Regions from separate parts of the Homo sapiens genome. Here region 2 is linked to region 1. Evidence: chromatin contacts called from ENCODE Hi-C or POLR2A ChIA-PET data. All regions are on one chromosome and are shown on one strand. The core of a region is the stretch at or near the end of the contact, and the rest is flanking DNA. Distances in the headings are between cores, read along the strand shown. Region 1 holds the start of MGA (MAX dimerization protein MGA). Region 2 holds the start of SPTBN5 (spectrin beta, non-erythrocytic 5).

Region 1 (4,635 bases), core at 670-3,169:
AGGGCCAGAAAGCTGACAGGTCTCTAGCAGTTGGGTAAGCAGAATTTGAAGAACTTTTAAGGCAGAAACTGGCAGTAGTCAAACTTGAAGTAAGTATGCCAAGGTACCCAGGGCACTGAATTTCCTCAAGTCTTTAGCCTGTGTTTTCTGTAAAGTGGACCCAACCCACTTAACCCACACAAACGCTAGAAACAACCGTTGGCGGCAAGAAACACTAGCGCTGTTCCGATACGCAGGAAAGTAAAAGGCTCGGTCTCACTGCCTTCCCCGAGAGGAGCAGACGCCGTCGACTATTAATGACCCACAAACCGCCGCTTTTCAACTGCAAAGGACAGCTGGCCAAGAACCACGTGAAAAAATGCCGCAAGGAAAGCTCTTCCGGGGAAGAGTCCCGACAGATCACGTGCCGCCGGCCGGAACCCGATGATCGCTCTGCGGGACCCAGCCGCGTTCTGTTACCTTGGAGACTACAGAACCAGCCACCAGACCCTCCCCTGCCAACCCCCTTCCCAGCAGCCGTCACGCCGCCCCCAGGCACTTTCCCTGCAGCCTAGCCGCGGCATCGTGCCCAAAAAGAACGAACAGAGCAAGCAGTTGTTAACCAGGGACTCAGCCGCATAAGCCTGGCAAGCTCTACAACAACACGCGCGGGTGGGCTCGAGACTTCTCATGATCCACGTGTTTGCTCCGGCGAGGCGAACCTTGGGAAAGTTATCTTCCCAATAAAAGAGTGCACTTTGGTTTCTCGTGTTGGTCTGCCATCAGTAACCCCTCCTTTCAGACCTCATTTACCCGTTCCTGCTTCCACCCCGGCCAGAGAAAGAAGGCATTCCCAGGGTTCGAAAGGCAAGGCAAAAATCTGTACAGCAAGACACTACCACTTTTGCACTCCCGACCCAGTCTGAAACGATCCCTAGTTTCCCCATATTCTTCTGACACATAGATCCCTCAACTTTGGCTACTGGAGCTTTGGGGGGGCGGTGGGGGGGTGATGTTAATGTCCCAGATACCTTGCACTGAGGGCAGAGACCTACTTGACCATTTAACAGAAACGGGAAACCCCATAAACAGAACTAGGTAAAAGGCTGCCCCACAGAGGAATAAAGAAAATAACACCTGCTCTTCCCACCTGTTTTCCCCTCCCTCATTTCTGCACTTACACACCACCGGTCCTTTGTTTACCAAGTCCCCACTCCTACAGCTCACTTCCTCGCCCTCCTTTATTAAACTTGACGTCCTGCCTCAAACAATTTGGCCGGAAATTACTTGTTAGAAAAGACGTTTGCACAGGTGTCAAAACGCTGCGCCAAGTTCTCAGAAAAGCGACGCCGACACCGTTTCCCTTGGAGTTCTAGAACCACGAGACCTAGGCTCTAAACTGAAAAGCGCGTAAGCGTGGCTCTCGACCTAGAGCCCGGCGCCGGGCGAGAAGTCGTCACGCGGACCGTACCACGCGGAGCGGCACCCCACACACGCGAGGGCAGGGCCGAGCCATGGGCGCTTCTCACCCCTCCCGCCTCGTGGCCGCTCTCTCTGGCGTCGATGTTCCCAGTTAGGTAGCTGAGCGACGCGGAAGTGAGGCCGGGGACGCGCGCGAGGTGACATGCGCAGCCTCGCTCAGGGACCACAGGGGCGCGCCAAAGGCGGCCCTGCGCAAGGCCCGGCCTGGCGAGGGCGTGCGAAGCTCTCTCAGCGGAACGTTTCTCACGCCGTTCAAATACACAAGAGCTTCAAACTCTCGAAAAACTCCAATCGGGCCAGTACTAAGCGATGCCCTCCACCCAGGCCCGAGAGTTACCGTGCGGGGCGTGGCCGGCCTCACCCGGAGTCCTTCACATCCCGCTGGGGGCGGGTTATTCTGTTCGGTTCGCACACCGTGTGTCCGCTCCAGCTGAAGAGCCTGCGCGCGCGCACCGGACGTCCACGTCACCGCGCACGCGCTCCTACCCGCTCGGAGCCCGCCGCGCAGGCGCAAAAGGAGACGCGAGCAGCACCTCCCTGACCCCTCCCCCAACACCAGGAGTCCAAACGGCCCCAGAGCAGCAGCAAGACCCTTGGGACCCGCCCCCCGAGTGGAAGCCGCTGCTTTTCCGGGTCCCTGCAACCCAGAAAAGCCTACTGAAGGTTCTAGAACCAAGAAAGGCGAGGCAGGAGGGAGGCACCTAAACTCCTCAGGCTTGCACACGAAGCCTTCGTGGAAACTGTGAAACCAATGCCCGGCGGGCCTTTCTCAACTGTGCCTTTCACCCTTTCCCTAGGGCTCCTCGCCGGCTCCGCCCCGGCCGCGCCCAGCCCCACCCACACGGGGCTCCGCAGACCCCCAACCTCCACAAGCCCGTCAAATGAATCTGAGGTCTTCCACCCCGGAGTACCGGGGCTTGGACAGCTCCAGAGCATTGGGAAACCTTGAAGCCAAAGACCTTGAGAGACGGATGGTCGAGTTTACAACATCCACAACCGAAGACGACTAGGAAAATGGGGAGGAGACCGAAAGACTCAGTGCGCAGTTGGAAAGCGAAGAGTTGCCACTAAATTGCCGGATATAAAGATGAAAGATATCTTGATAAAACAGGGAAACGATGCAGGAGTGTGTTATCTAAGCTTTAGTGCCTTGATCCTGTGCATTCAATTTTTGTTTCTTCAAGACATTTAAGCTATGAGGTGCAAAGAAAGTATTAGTGAATATCTATTATGTGTCAGGCAGTTGCTGAAGTAAATCAATGGACAGTATTTCTCCTAACCTTCAAAAAGTAGTTTTCTTTCTCCTTCTCTACTCCTTACCAGCTGTTCTTTCTTCTGTGCTCCTGACACCAGTAAAAAGGAAGCGTAGTTTCTTAAAAGGCAAAAAAGAAGTAGGGAGTAGGAGAGCAGATTTTGTGGTCAATGATCCAAAACTGCCTTCTTTGATAAGAATTAGCAAGCACTGAGAACCTACTACGTGACATGCTATGTGACAATACAAAACACTATGAAGGAGAATGAGAAGACTAAGGAAGGAGTCAACAGAAGGAGGCTTATCCAACACTACTGATCTGACCTACTTTTTACTTAGGAAGGTCATATTTCTCTACACTTTGCTCTTCCTGAGGAGATATACAACAACATTGACAGAAACTGCTGGAATAGTCTGAACTAGAAAACGTGTAGGCTACTTTAGAGACTTCTGAAGGCATTCTGAAACCCCAAGTCAGGCACGGTCAGCAAGAGCATTCAAGATCCTAGGCAAAATTGAAAAGTAACAGTTTAACACCTTCCTCCTCTTCCCTGAACCCAAGAACTTCTTTCCTACAAGCTGCCCTGTCAGAATCTCCCACCTTACCAAGAATGCCTTCCTCTCAAGGATCTGAGGTTTCCTCATAAAAATTTTCCATTTTCTGGGGAAGAAGTAAATTTATGTTGATTTAGCATTAAAATATATGATCATAAGGTGTGAATGACTGGTTAACAACCATGCATCCCCAAAGAGACAAGTTAACCCAAATGATCTCTCTAACTGGGGGATCTGTGAGGACAACTTGGGAAGAAGGGGAATGGAGATTCTCTTTTGGTACTCCTTCCCTACACCAGGCAAACATATAACTAAATACTAGATACTTTAAAAAAACAAAACAAAAAAAAAACGCTGAACTTTGAAGATTCAGTACTACAGATCTCGGTGGGAGAGGAAAACTATCCATAGTTTTTCAAAGTGGAGTCCGCCTAACCTAGAGAGGTCGGGAGATGTCAAGAATCTGAGGGTCCTATGAGAACTTTTAAGTGTTTTTAGATGATATTCTAAAAATAATCATACCACCACACACATTTCAGGGATCCAGTTTGGATTTACCATCATGCAGGTACCAAGTAACCGCTTGTTTTTCTTTTTTATTTTTTGTTTGCTTTGAGTAACCACTTAAATGGTTACATTCAACTTTTAATGCAGCATTCTCATACTAAAGTTCTTGGTTGTATACTTTGGATAATGTAAGAAATTTCCTCCTTTAAAAGGCATCCATATATAACCGAAGGTTTAAGAATGCCAAGCTAACTGCTAAAGTGATGCTCCTAAGTTCCACCTTTTTCAGTTATCATAGCTCAACTTATTGGTCCAGCCTAACACAAAAGTCTTTGCCTTGATTTTCCTAGACTGCACGTTCAAGTAGATTTTTCTGAATATTAAGGGGAAACAAACAAAAAACTAGAGAGAATGCATGCAATTAAACAGTCTGGCCTAGAATGTACACAGTTTTGATCCTAGATTGTTCTATAAACACATAGGCACTATCTCATTTACATGCACACTTTTCCTATTCAGCAAATATCTGAGTGCCTACTATATGCTGAGGATAGGGGAAAGGCTGGCACCCCATGCACTTTTCAGATGTCTACAGCAGAACCCCAAAGATTGGCACAACTTAAGTAACAGAATCCACCAAGACAAACTTCCTCATCCAATCTATTCAGATCCAATCCTTTCGGTTCTGATTTCTAAAACATCCTCTGTCAACTGACAAAAAGACCTCACTCTTCAGATGAAACCACTACCATGAACAAACTCCTGGACTATGGCCTTGTTTAAAATATCAATATAATAAAGAACATTCATAAAATAAGGGCTACATACAGACTGAGTTGCAAAAGATGCTTGTTTTTTTT
Region 2 (5,069 bases), core at 350-2,849, 230 kb before region 1:
ACGGGCCGAGCAGTTCAGTCTGTCCTCCCACGCTCACAACATCACACAGGACTCCATGGGCTGAGGGTCTTACTAGGAGAAGGAACAAGCTCAGTCTCCCTGGGGTAAGCGGGTGGGATGAGGGACTTCCTAGAAGAAACAGGATTTTAACTGGGGCAGGCAGGATAGGTGAATGTGGATGATGGAGAATGGGAAAGGACGTTCAAAGCTGAAAGAGCAGCTGAAGCCCAGCCTTGGGGCAGGAGAGCTCTGGTCCTGCTCAGGAAATGGTGAGTGGCCCATGGAGAGCACCCAGAGTGAGGGGGGCAGACTAGCCTGGTTAGGTAAGCTGGCAGGCTTCCAAGGCCTGGCTGAGGCAAGGTCTGGCAAGTCTGGATTTTCCTTCCCAGGCTGTGGGAGGCTTCACAGGCACGAGCAGAGCTGCACTGTGGAAAGGTGCGGGGTGGTGGTGTCCAGGATGCCGAGTTAGGGGGTCCGTGATGAGGACCCCCAGGGGCAGTGAGGGCAGAAGGGGGGGTGCACGGGAGGACCGCCACAGCAACTGCTGCGAGCAAGGGAGGGACGCAGGGTGTCTGGAAGCCAGCCGCTGCAGAAGGGGCCTGGCAGGGAGAGGACAGCAGGAGAGGAAGCGTCTCTCAGACGCAGGAAGCCGCACCCCACCCGAGACCACGGCACCTCTCAGCGTCACCCCTGACTGCCTGCAGTGGGCCCAGGCGGTTCAAGTGTGACTCATCCCTAGCCCAGCTCTCAAGGGCGCGCTGAGCGGCTGTCCTGCTGTGGGCTGTGGCTGCCAGGAGCGCCTCCCTGAGGAGCGGGCTGTCGCTTCAGAGGCTCCAGGGCCGCTGGAAGACACCCACACACACACACCCCAGCCCACACTGCTACCCTGAGTTTAGCCAGAGGCGGGTGAGACCCCCAGAATTAGAACTCGCCTTCACTCTGGCATGTAGTCCACGGCTGCTCGGGGAGGAAGGGATGGGCGCCCACCAGCTCCCTCTGCACCCCTGCCTCCGAGCCCCGGGCCACGGCCAGCTCTGTGGAGCCCAGAGTTAACACCGTGTCTCTAATTTTGGAGGAGACTCCACAGCCCTCGCAGTTCCAGGTCACCCCTTCCTCCAGGGAGCCTACCCTTCAGCCCCGGGCTAGGCAGGCTGCACTCTGGCAGGGCCTGGAAAGCCAAGCCCAGGGTCTGTGAGGCCCTCAGTCTATGGGCTGTTCCCTGGGGGTGAATGAGAAGACCACGGCCCAGGACGCTCCCTCATCCCCTCGCCCTGGGTGCTCACAGAGAGGCCCCAAGAGGGTACAGAGGGCAGTCTCAGATTGGGAAGTGCGTCCACAGGCTTCCCACAGAGGCTCTGCCCTTTGGTACCTCCTACGCAGACTGCAGCACCCCATGCGGTGGCAGGGCCGCTCCATGGGCCTCTGCGTCCTGGGAGCCAGGACCCCCACCTGGAGTTGGAGAAGTTGCTGGCGGGGAAGGGAGGATGATGAAGGAGGACATCATCTGGCAATGGCCCTGGAGCATTCCTGAACCACCCCCTCCCTGTCTGGGCCACGCCCTGTGGCAGGTGGGAGGACAATGCCGCCTGTGTGCCGTCACCCCAGCACGCTGGCTCAAGGGGAGGGCTGTGGTGCAGCCCTGCTCCAGCCTTGGCCTCTCCTGATGTCCCTCTCCCTCCCTCCACAGCCCCTGCTATCTGCCATCTCCATCCGTCCAGCTGGGCCGCCTCTGTGGAACCCAGGCATCACCAAGGTAAGCAGCCCCTGCTATCTACCATCTCCATCCGTCCAGCAGAGCCGTCTCTGTGGGACCCAGGCATCACCAAGGTAAGCAGTTTCCTGTCTTCCTTCCACCTGTCCCAGTCACTGTGGTGGAGGGACCTGGCAGCAGGGGCTCTGAGAAGAAGAATCTGGAAGGTGGGGTGGGGCAAAGGGGGCCCTGGGCCATTCAAGCACAGGGGACCAGAAGCACTGGCCCTTACCTGGCTGGGCTCCAAGCTGCAACCCCCATGAAATGTGAGGACAGTCTGGCAAGGCGGGACCCCAGGCCCCTGGTAGAGGGGCCATCTCCATTCACATCATCCCCTAATCTGCATGCCCTCCAGGTTTAGGGAGCCATCCAGCAGCTCCTCATCCCCAAAGTCTGCAGGGCTGATGGCTGGTCAGCCCCACAGTCCCCGGGAGCTCCTCGGGGCTGCAGGGCACCGCAGCAGGAGGCCCAGCACAGAACTCCGGGTCCCGCCCAGTCCAAGTCTCACCATGGACTCTCAGTACGAGACGGGCCACATTCGCAAGCTACAGGCCCGGCACATGCAGATGCAGGAGAAGACTTTCACCAAGTGGATCAATAACGTCTTCCAGTGCGGCCAGGTGAGTATAGCCAGCTGTGACCCACAGCCCACCCATACCAGGCCCCCAGCTCTGGCCAGTGGGCCTCCGGGGTGAGCTGTGGGGTCATCTGCCTGAGGCCAAGCTGAGGCCAGAGCTCCTTCTTCCAAAGCAGCTGCTCTGGGTCGTACCTCTCAGGTCCCAGGATGGGAGGACAGGTGAGGCTGGGCTGACCCCATACTTACCCCTGTCCCCTCCCCAGGCGGGCATCAAGATCCGGAACCTGTACACAGAGCTGGCTGACGGCATCCACCTCCTGCGGCTGCTGGAGCTCATCTCAGGGGAGGCCCTGCCACCCCCGAGCCGGGGCCGCCTGCGTGTGCACTTCCTGGAGAACAGCAGCCGAGCTCTGGCCTTCCTCAGGGCCAAGGTGGGCCCCAGGGAAAGGGGTCTGGGATGGTGCTGGGGCAGGCAGCTGGGACAGGCTGAACTACTGGGTCACCTTTCCTGCGCCAGGCCACTGGGCAGAACAGAGGAGCTGGGGCCTGAGTACAGGAGGAGTGGCTGGGACACAGAGGAGCAGAAGCCACGCCCTCCTCGCACAGCACCCCTGACTTGGAGAGCACCCAGCTGGCCATGGCAGTAGCAATCCAGGTCCCTACTGGGGTGGAAAATGTCACTGTCTGTCATAAGAGAGACTCACAGGATTCTAGGCCAAAAGAATCTTAGCGTTCTCTTAGGCTTTTCATTTCACAGATGAGGAAACAGAGGCCCTGAATTATTTACCAGGCAAGATCGATGGTTAACCAGCCAACAGAGCCCAGATGTGGGACTAAGACGGCAGGTGGGGAAGAGGAGCAGGGCCTGTCTTGGAGAAGGAGGGAGGAGGCCTCAGCAAATGGGGGGAGGCAGAGTCACCTGAAAGAAAGGGACAGGCTAAGGAGATGGGCACTAAAAGGAGGCCGGAGCTCCAGGGACAGAGGGACCCTCATGGCCAGGGTGAGGGGCTGGTGCAGGGGTGGGGTGGGGCAAAGGGATCATTGGAAACCGGGAACTGTGAAGGCCAAGGGCTCCTGGAGGTGGCTGTCCCTGGAGGCTGTGAAGTCACTGAGCTGGGCCTGGCTGGATGGAGCCTGACTGTGCGTGCCTATCACTATATCCTGGAGTGGAGCTTACATCCAGCCTCCTGGGGTGTGTTGGAGGAAAGCCAGGGAGGGGAGAAGCCCAAGCAAAGGGAATGGGAGTGACTGCTGTCCTGAGCAGGTGCAAGAGCAGAACGCTGCCAGCTGCAGAATGCTGGGCCCTAGTTGATCCAGGGACAATGACCCTGTGAGCCAGTCATCTCCCCTCCAGGAACTGGGGAAGGGTGTAAGCCCCACAGCCTTTGTCAGAGGTGTTGCAGCTCTCCCCAAGCTTTAATATACAGCATGTCACTGATACCTGTGAGGGTGACATCCTTGTCTCCATACACATAGGAGGCAACTGTGGTCTAGAAAGGATGACGGAGTTGCCGCAAACACACAGGGAATGTGTGGCAGAATGAGGGATGCATTCGCTTATGGAGATGCTCCCATGCCCTGGGCATTCTATGCAGGCGCTGGGCTCCACTAAGCAAAGCCCAGACCCCCACCTCAAGGCACCTGGCTTCAAAGGGAGACAGATTCATTGAACCCAGATCAGCGGTGTGCTGGTAAACGTTTAACAAATGATTCTCTGGGGGAAATAAAAACTCCAGTGTGCTGTATTCGCTGATCCTATGGCGTTAATACCCCCCATCACGGTGAGTTTAAGCCACCAGCGTGACATCGCTCAATAGGAAGTCAGGAGGATAGGCTCTCAGGAGCTGGGAGGAGCAGACAAACACCCCACTCACCAGAGGCTCCAACTCTAAGCCAAGGTGATTGACATGGCAGGTGGAATCCACCCCAGGAGCATGGGTGGGATCCTTTAGAGGCCAGCCAGATATACCAAAGTTTACCTAGGGGGACACCCAGGATTGCAGCTCCTCCCACAGGGCTAGTAGTGGCCGGCTGAAGCCAGTTGCCCTTCAGGTCTTATGGAAAGTCTCACTCCTTTTCTTTCTCCATTCAGTACTTACTGATCGATTGCCTGCTGTGTGCCACTCCCCTAGGATACACCAGAAAACAAAGCCAAGATCCTCACTTGAGCAGGGCAAGGGGATCGAGAGTGTGTATTTGGGTGGGAGAAATAGTCCTTAAGTTTCTGTGTTAAATAAAGTGGTCAGGCTAGGCAACATCTGAGTGAAGAGTTAAAGGCAGGGAGGTGAATAGCCATGCAGATACCTGGGAGAATACTTTCAGACAGCAGGCACGGCCCTGCAAAGGCCTGAAGTCCTGTGCTTAGAATCCCATGGAACTATAAGAATCCCATGGGCCTTGGAGCTATGTGATTCCACAGGGTGGAAGATGGAGCCACAGGGGGCTGGGGGCCAGATCCTGCAGGGCTTCTCCCCTTGACTCACCCATCCTCCCTGTCCAAATGGCAGGATGTAGGGCAGAGGAGTCTCAACTTTGGTGTACCTAAGAGCCACCCAAGGTGTTGTTCAAGTGCAAATTCCCAGGCTCTGGCCCAAGACAGTCTGACTGGGTGGAGCCTGGGAGTCTGGATTTATAGCTGGCCCTGTTGGAGCCGGAACAGAAGAAGAGGGCTGAGATTTGGGTGTGAGCCCAGGGACCCAGCCACCCCCTGAAGATCCCAGGACACCCTGGGAGATGGAGGCA

Evidence for each region. A loop is a pair of places that touch in the nucleus more often than their neighbours do. ChIA-PET counts read pairs that join two places held with the same protein, here RNA polymerase II (POLR2A). Pooled maps may share reads with other maps.
Region 2: a loop to region 1 is called in a pooled map, with 5 times the contacts of the local background. The contact joins the promoter of SPTBN5 here to the promoter of MGA in region 1. A Hi-C loop is called at or near these places in 1 of 37 single-sample maps with no recorded cell type and 6 of 50 pooled maps. POLR2A ChIA-PET finds 5 or more read pairs at or near these places in 1 of 52 experiments (T-cell).

The regions. Positions count from the first base shown.
Region 1 is chr15:41,657,689-41,662,323 of GRCh38, reverse strand. MGA (MAX dimerization protein MGA) reads right to left here and starts at 1,919. Exons shown (of 24, transcript NM_001400225.1): 1 at 1,799-1,919.
Region 2 is chr15:41,890,583-41,895,651 of GRCh38, reverse strand. It overlaps SPTBN5 (spectrin beta, non-erythrocytic 5), which reads left to right and starts at 1,599. Exons shown (of 68, transcript NM_016642.4): 1 at 1,599-1,753; 2 at 2,106-2,370; 3 at 2,591-2,758. The coding sequence starts at 2,155. LOC105370792 (a long non-coding RNA gene) reads right to left here and starts at 2,875. Exons shown (of 4, transcript NR_135681.1): 1 at 2,574-2,875; 2 at 316-425; 3 at 1-72. RefSeq lists enhancers at 2,755-2,814, 4,008-4,883.